Linked DNA regions of Homo sapiens: region 1 is linked to region 2. A link is a contact called in ENCODE Hi-C data. All regions are on one chromosome and are shown on one strand. Each heading gives the region's core, a stretch centred on a gene start or an enhancer-like site at or near the end of the contact. The rest is flanking DNA. Distances are from core to core; before and after follow the strand shown.

Region 1 (4,571 bases), core at 285-2,784, 1.3 Mb after region 2:
GAAAATTAAATGTTATTTTTAAACTCCCTAAAACTTTAAAATGTTGCTAAGTTATTTTTCCAAATGTATAAAATGACCTCATTTTAATAAAAATAAACTATCTCAATGTAGGTATATGATACGTATTTGTAGTGAGAATAGAAAACAGTCCAGAAGAAGCAGTTATTACTTTTTGAGGTGGATCGGAGTGGGAGGTTCTTGCTGCGGGCACTGAACAAACTACTCCGTTGCAATGATTTTTGCTCTTCACAAGTCAGCAAGGGTTTTCGATGATGCTATTCTTCACAGAAATGTGACCTACATGATTTAAAGGCTGATACAAGTAAATATTGGTGGATGAGGAGCCCCTGTCCTTGTTGATGCATCTCTCAAGGTTGATTTTGAGTTAGAGGTTTGCTCTGTCCATACAGACTTGTTTTTCTCCCTGCTTAGAACCAGCATGAAAAGAACGCAAGAAGAAACTTTGGTCTTATTCAGATCACATTTTAAAAACCTGAGCTAGCATGATAAGAGCAGTTAAAACATATTCTTTCTAAAGGCACAGGGTCCCAGACACCAAAATAACCATCCATTCCCTAACCAACTGATGTCTCTCTGCTGTACGTGGTAAATTAAAACTACATGTTTTACAACGTAAAATAAAGGGTGCCCCGAATAACAACTAGGTTCTTTAAAGTTAGTGTTTTGGGGGAAGCATGGGGGCTTCTTTGTAGCACTCCTTTGAAAACTATTTCCGAGAAAGCTCCAATACAAACACCTTTTTCTTCCTAAGGAATCAACCTTAGGGAATCAACCTTAAGGAATCAATCTGCTGGGCTAAATCTTCAACACCTTCCCTTTTCATCACCTTTGAGGCAGATAACCAAAATTTCTTTAAACTGCTTATTTCACAACGGGATGACAAAGGAGTGTGTGTGTGTGTGAATGCGTGTGTGTGCGTGCCCGTGTATGCCCGCGTGTACAAAGGTGTGTGAGAATGCGTGTATGTACGTGCCCGTGTGCGCCCGCGTGTGCAGTTTACCTTTTTACAAAATCCAGCATTTAAAATAGATTTTTAAATTCCCCTTTAACAAATGATTGAAAATGGTGTAATCATTTTATCTTTTGTTGTTTTTTTTTTTTAGTTCAGTAACAGCCCAGAACTGTAGTTTTGAGCCATGTCATCAAATCTAAACACGACTAGGGAAGTGGAGCGGGGAGAAACAGGAGAGAGAAACAGAAAGGAAAAGCGGGTGGGCGGTGAAGCAGAAGGCTGGGACAGTCAGAGGGATTCGCCGTCTCACTCTTACCAATTCCTCCCTCGGCACACATCACAGCATGTTGGTCACGAGTCGCAAGGTACAAGAAAAGAGCTAAGCACAAATTCGAAGAGTGAAAGCGGGTTGTGCTTCCACGCCAGCCATTTGCCTTCCGGGAAAAAAAAAAAATCACTTAGACATCTCCCAAACTCAGCTGCGGGAGCCAGCGCCGGAGCCTGTGCTGAGCTCGCAACCTACTTCTCCCTCCGCTCCTCCTCCCGTCTCCGCCAGGCTGCAGAGCAGCCCGAGCTGCAGTGCACCGCCAATCGCCCACCGCCCCGCCCTCCGTGACGTAGCAGCGGCAGGGCCTGGCAACTGACCGGCTCCCAGCTCCAGCTGTTTGACCGAGCTGCCCTTCTGCCCAGCGCAGATGCCCCAGTGACCCAGAGCCCTTACAATCTCACCTCTGACTTTCACCTCCCAAGTACAGGTTGCTCGCGGTTGACGGTTTGGTTCATTGTTTTGCTGCAATTCTAACAATTCACTGTTTTAGCTAAACGTGGAACACTGGACAATTATTTTTTGGAGGGTAAAAGAGATCAAATCTAAAAATGTCGCGCCACTGCATTCCAGCCTGGGCGACAGAGTGAGACCCTACCACAAAATAAATAAATAATATGTAATGTTACTGTTTTTATGACTAGAAAAGAAATGAGGAAAAATATTACAATTCTGATTTGGTCGTTTTCCTCACACCTTGCCCTTCCGTTCCCTTACTCAGGATAATGTGGCTTTGTCCATACACCTGCCAAGGTCCGTTTGCTTAAAATTCACAACTTTTTTTAAAACTTCTAAATAAGTTTCAACAACCTGTCTGGTTTCTCAAAATGTCTAATTTGGAAAGAGGAAAAGCCATTTAGTGAAGGCCGAACCAATAACTCAGAACAAAACCTAATAATCTTGGCTGCCTGTTTTATCCCATTGAAACAAATATAAAAAGTGGGGCCAAACTCTCCACAGCTCTCCTATATTGTGCCTCTCTCTTCCATTCTCTCAAGTGTTTCTCAGATGTGCAACAAGAGTGAAGAAAACTAAATGAGCATGCAAATGTTTGACTATTAGTAAAGAGCTCACCAGTACAGACACAGGGAGCTGGTTGGTCGGCTTGAAAATTCTCTCAGACCAAGAGAAGCCAAACAAGTTTCTGCACCCACTGAGAACGTGCTTCTGCCAGACGAGGAGAAACAAGTTCTGGGTGTGGCTTCCTATGATGCTCCATTAGGGAAGCCTCCATCTGCAGGTAAGGACAAATCTCTAGAACTTAGTCAAACTTAATCCCCAGAATTAACCCAGCCTAGTAGAATACACTGTCATTTACATGGCCTCTGAAATTCCTGGCCCTAGTAGCACTTTTTGCAGTCATATGACTGTCTCTAACATCCTTTAAGATGAAACACATTTCCTATCTGAGAGTCAACCTTATAGAGGAGACTTAAAACTGTAGCTGGGCCCCCCTGAGCTCTCCCAATCAAACACTGGTGTTGTTACCTCAGCAGAGGGCCTTCCTGGGAACGTACATACCAGGACAATTCAGGCATGTAGCCTGTTTGGATTGCTTAAATCAGTGGTTCTAACTAGCTACACATCAGAGTGAACCGGGGAGCTTGATGCCAAGGCCCCACCCAGGCCAATTAAACCAGAATCTCTGGGGGTGGCGCTATGGCAATGTCTTTTTTTCAAGCTCCTCTAGAAATTCTAATGTGCACAAGGGTTGAGAATCACTGACTAAGATTTGAATTATTGTCTTAGAAGAAAATCTATTATATTTAAGTCTAAAGAGCATAGTAGTAGAATAATGGAAAACATTATGTAATACAACTTAGCCTTATACATATTCTTTATATATTGGTTTATTTTAATATAAATATAAAAACGTGAAGATACACCTCAAAATTGTTTACTCAGGGAAGGATAGTGAGGGGAGATTACTAGCTTTCTATTTGTGTCTGTCATTTGAATGAAATTTGTATCATTTTGATAATTTAAATATTTCTAATCAAATTTTTAAAAATCAATACTCATAAATACCATGAAGGTCATTGGAATAACCACTATTAAGGTGGGTTTCTATCAATTTATTAGGTTTTGTTGTGTTTGGTGTTTTCTTTTTGCAATGCTTCTGTAATATCCAATTTTCTCCTCAGAGTGATTCCTATTTTGAAAAAGACAAAATACGATTCTTAATTTAAGACATTAGCTACTTTAAATCTATATAGTAATTTTTAATTTAAAAGATACTTACTTTCTTGTAATTTCAGAAAGGTTTTCTTTTTTGCACTTCTCAGGAAGTTTTTTAAAAAACCAATATTTCAACTGTATAATATAGAAGTGAGGGAACTTCATCTTTTCCAGCTAGAAAATTATTTGGACTCTCAACACTAATAACTCTCAATACTTCATAATTAATTGTCAATGCGAAATATATGGCACAGTAGTCAAATGCCTAGGTTTGACCTGGTTTTAAATCTTGGCTCTGCAAATTTTTAGATATGTGATCTTGGGTACCAACACTAAGCTCTGTAGGTAAAATGGATCTAATAATATCTTCCTCTGTGTTATTAAGACTATATGAAGTTAGGTAGCTGAAGTGCTTATCACTGTGTAAAACACTTAATAGGTGCTTAATAAATGATAATTATCAATTTCCTAACTTCTCTTTTTCCTTTCTTAAACATACTCAAGGATTATTAGTATGGCAGCAGAAGACAGAGTTATCAGAAAACATTTTTCTAAAACAGTAAACAGGGTTCTTCCTAGAACCTATTATATTTGTTATACAGTTATATGTAAAAGAGAGACATATTCATTATTTCGGGCTACTGCTTTAACATGTAACGTGTAAAGCAGCGTGGTTTACTTTTGTTTACCTCAAAATATTTCACATTTCCTAAAGTGGCACACAGGCTGATTTCTTATGATTCATAATCAACCACTGCTTTTTCTTTGTACTTGTTATGAGTCAAGCACAGATTAGGACATTTCCCACGATCAGTTTTCTGACTGACTTTTGGAGAAGGAGAAGGAGGAGGAGGAGGAGAAGAAGAAGAAGAAGAAGAGGAAGAGGAAGAGGAAGAGGAAGAAGAAGAAGATCAATGCTGCAGGCAATTAAACTTGTCCCTTGTAGATGAGCCCTGATTTTAACAACATAATCACAGGATTTTATGTCTCTTTTTTTCTTTCCTCAATATTCATTGAGTGCTAGTGAACCATTTCTGTTAGACACTGTACTAAGAAGTTTACAGCTATGACTTCGTGTATTCCTCTTATCATCCC
Region 2 (4,091 bases), core at 577-3,076:
TTAGACCTTGAACAAAAGCTGCAGGTGTGTACATGCCTGAAACACTGGATATCTTTATCTCCAGAAGATCATACTAGATATCAGTACATAGTATCTTCTTCTTCTTATATTCTAATGTAGAATATTAGAACCCAGAAGCAGTCTCAGAGTTTGAGAGTGGTAAGTGAGTAAACCAGAAGTATTAGTTTAGCTTGGCTGCAGTTTTATTATACAGTAAAATCAGAATAGGCTAAGCATAGGGATTTAGTTATAGGGACTTAATAGGGAGGATGTGTGTATCTGTGAAGGCCATATAAATGCAACCCAGATAGTTCATCGTCTCTTGCCCCCACTAGTGATACCTAAACCACCTTCCTGCAACGTTCCCTTTTGTTTCCTGCTCTTTCATATTTTCGGGAATCCTCATGAAATTTTTCACCTGTATTTGGGGAAAAGTCCTATGAACTACCAACTACTGATGTTTACTTACCCTTCTCTGTCATCATCAAGCCCCTTTTCTAGGGTACTGCTGAGCACTGACACTTCCTTGGCACCATTAGATTATACTGGGGTATCACTGCAAATGTACTAAAGCCCCCGGGGTACACAGTCTTCAAGGTTCATCGGCAAAGAGGGAGAGAACACATAACCATTTTCCCCTAACATTCTTAGATGGGTACCGAAGCTGTACCTGTACTCAATTTTAGTGGAAATAAACCTTTTAGTTCTTACAGCTCCAGTGGGAAACTGGGGAAACTCTAAAGCAGACCCCGCACTAGGCTTCCCCATAATTTCTTCTCTTTTCAATGCGTGAGGTTCTGCTCCATGGTCAAGCTTCTGGTATCAGATTCCCTCTTTCCCTTAGACAGACTCGTTTTCTCCTGAGAGGCATCTCAGTTGTTCAAGTGACCTGGGGTGTTTTTCCTACAGTTCTAGCAAGGGGGAACGAAGTCCTACACTTTGAGGATGGCATAAGGGTACCATCTACTTAATTTTTTCAAAAAAGTAACAGGTCTCGTGGAAACGCGGGAACGTCACAGAGGACGTGACTTAAACGGAACTTGTAATGGAAATGATTTTCTAAATGAACAATTGCGAGACAAGCAAGGAAACCTCCAGGTTTGCAGATAACTTGATTAAAGCTCTTCCGGGTGGCAAAATGCCAGTGCAATCAATGGTATGAGTAGGGCGGACAGTGGATGAAACTTGTTGAGTAAATCTCAGGAGGAATTAGCACTGGACTTTCAGGTATTCTAACTCAATTCTAACCATTCCATTCTCTGGATCATTGGATAAGGTTCCGCAGGATCCGGGCGCCAGCTCTGGATACATTACTGATCGGGAGAAAATTTTGAATTTTTCTCTTGTCCCTTTCCAGCTTTCCTCAATATAGGATATGAGTTTGTCCTCGACCCCTAACAACATTTAAAGGTAAAGTCGCTCCTAGAAGGCAAAGCGGAGAGGACTTTGCGGCTGTGTTTCTCAAGCCCGTAAAGAGAGAGTAATAATGGTAGGGAGCGTGCAGACTAGCTCTTTCCTTGCCCAATCAAGTGTACAGGAAGATGTCCTTTCACCAATAAAAATAAAGTTCGCTTTCCGGAGGCGGGAGGGTGAGCCTTGACTGCCAGGGCTCCAAAGCAACGTTAGAGGCGAGGGCAGAGAATGATTAGAGGGAAGACCAACCCGGGAAAAGGGGCGGGGAGAAGGTAGGAGCAACTTTGAGCGGCGGCTGGCCAGGCCAGTGGAGGGCGAGGACTGCTGTTCCTGTTGTAGTGTTTCTCGCCAATCAGGAAGGCCAGGGGGCGGGCGGGGTAGGGAAGGGGTGGGAAGACCTCGCAGCACAGCCGGGCGCCCGTCGGGCTCTGGGAGAGAGCGAGAGAGAAATCCGGTTAAAATCAGAGTCGGAGGGAGGTTTAACCACAGATCGGTTCCGATCGGATTATTCCTTAAAGGGGACGCGCCATTGTCAAGAGAACGGAGCCAGGGGCCCGAGGGCGGGGACCGGCGGCGCTGGAGGAGCGAGGCAGCTGTACTAGGACTGGGAACGGGTAGGTGTTGACTGGGGAAAGGCGCTTCATTTTACTTTCTCTTCCAGCCCCGGGGCAGGCGCCGGGATGCCCGCCGCCGGCAGCCCAGCCTGGGCGGGAGACGAGGTCGTCGGCCCTCGCCAGCTGTCCTTCCTGGTGGGCGCCGAGGGAAGGCGGTCCAGGATGGCTGGCAAGCGGCGCGGCGCGGCCCGGGCCGGCGCTCGTAACGGACACCAAACCGCGGCGCAACCCCAGCCTCAACCGAAAGCCCGCCCGAGCTCCGGCGGTTCCGCCGGCAGCGCCGCGCGCCCGTCTCTCCCGCACGTCCCCTTCCCCTCCAGTGCCTGGCTCTTCTCGCGCGCGCCCGGGTACCCCTCGCGCGCCGCCTTCTCGCGCGTCCTGCTCTGGTCGCGCGCCGCCTCGCCACCGACTCGCGGGAGCCGCCCCGCGGGAAGGAAGGCGGTGGCAGAGGTGGAGGAAGACCGGCGACCACGGCTCCGCCGCCTCGGCTGGGAAGGGAGGGCTGAGGAGCAAACTTAGCGCGGCGGCTGGCGGGCCCCGGCGGGCAGGGCTGGCGGGGACCGGCGGAGCGCGCCAGCCCAGCCGGGCATTGTCCGCCTTTTCCCTTGCTCTGGTCTCTCCGCCCACTGCTCGCGGTCCTGGGGAGGGGTGCGGGCGCTGTGCCCGCGCAGCCCCGGGCCGTTGGCGTACCCCGGGACCCGGAGTCTTCCGGAGCCGGAGCCAGCCCTGCGGACACCGCGGCCACCGCCCGCGAGCTGACTCGGCCTGTAGATTGCCTGCTGCTCTCAGCCTCGGCACCGGGCAGGGTGCCTGGGCGCTGAGCTCTTCTTTGCAACTTTTATTTGCCGTTTGATGGAAGTTGTTGCTTCCGGGCGGCAGGTTCTTTGGGCACAGCCTGGTTTCCTGCGTTCTGGAGAGGCTGGTTTCTAGGGCGAAATGATTTATTGCTGCCGGTCTTTCCTGCCATCCTAGTTTAGTTCCTCGCCACCTAAAATCGCATTTTTGTGGATTTGCAATGATATGGGAGCATTAATCTTTCCTAGGCCAAGATTTGAAAAGAAAAAAAAGGGGGTGGGGGTTAGGGTGTGTGCTGGTGAGGAGCAAGAGTTCTTAGTAGAGCTGAGTTTGCCCTTACCTTTGAACTGCGGAAAATATTACTTCGATTCACTGGCTGGGGTTCTTTTGGAAGGGTAGGGGAAAAAAGACACAGCAAGACAGGTTGCCAGGGTCTGTCGGATTGGGGGGGAAAAAGGGTTTTGATGGAAGTAAAGTTGGTTTTATAAAATGCTGTGCTGCCTAGGAGATATCGTCTGTAAAGTTGATTCTGCTACTGAATTTACAGCCATTATAATTAGTACCAACAGCTTTTACTATTGATAAAAACTAGTATAAGACGTCTTTTCATCTTGAGCATTATCACTCTGCTTAATCTGTCAATACTTGCCGAGGAAATCAGAGATAGCACATTCCTTGTTAGAGGCCTTAGTGAAGAATGTTTTCATAAGCATTCATTTTTGACAGTTTCTTCTTGTGCAATACTTTATGTAGAGTACTTGCATGTGCAAGTTACAACCGTATAAACAAAGTAGCAGTGGGTGTGTTATTCTCTGGTCTTTTTTCTGCTACTCATTATCAAAAATAGCATTCCATCGTGTCTTGTCTTCCACTCTGAATTATTTTGTAAAATTAGTTCTCTAAAAGAGGGAATTCTGTTGGAACATGTGACCCAGTTTTTTTTTTTTTTATTAAAGCAGTCCAACTTTTTAAAGCGTTCATCGATTAATTTATTGTCTAGTAACTTCGGAGTGGTGTGGAACATTGTAAATTCACAGGCTCAGCAGTAACAATAGAGAAACTACTTGGGAAATTGGAAGCCAATATCAGATAATGTTTGAAATAAAAATCTATTCTTCTCACAGAATTTAGGAAATAAAGACACACAAAAACAAATTCTTTGGGTTCAAGTGATCCTCCCACCCCAGGCTCCGTAGTAGCCGGGACTACAGGTGGGCACGACTGCGCCTAGCTAAAATTTTTATTTTTTGTAGAGATGGTGGTCTCACT

Evidence for each region. A loop is a pair of places that touch in the nucleus more often than their neighbours do. Pooled maps may share reads with other maps.
Region 1: a pooled map shows a loop between it and region 2 (4-fold over the local background). The contact joins the promoter of ATP10D here to the promoter of FRYL in region 2. A Hi-C loop is called at or near these places in 4 of 50 pooled maps.

Annotation. Positions count from the first base shown.
Region 1 is chr4:47,482,238-47,486,808 of GRCh38, reverse strand. It overlaps ATP10D (ATPase phospholipid transporting 10D (putative)), which reads right to left and starts at 1,534. Exons shown (of 23, transcript NM_020453.4): 1 at 1,290-1,534. RefSeq lists enhancers at 1,362-1,431, 1,403-1,697.
Region 2 is chr4:48,778,014-48,782,104 of GRCh38, reverse strand. FRYL (FRY like transcription coactivator) reads left to right here and starts at 1,826. Exons shown (of 64, transcript NM_015030.2): 1 at 1,826-2,027. RefSeq lists silencers at 1,781-1,890, 1,981-2,860.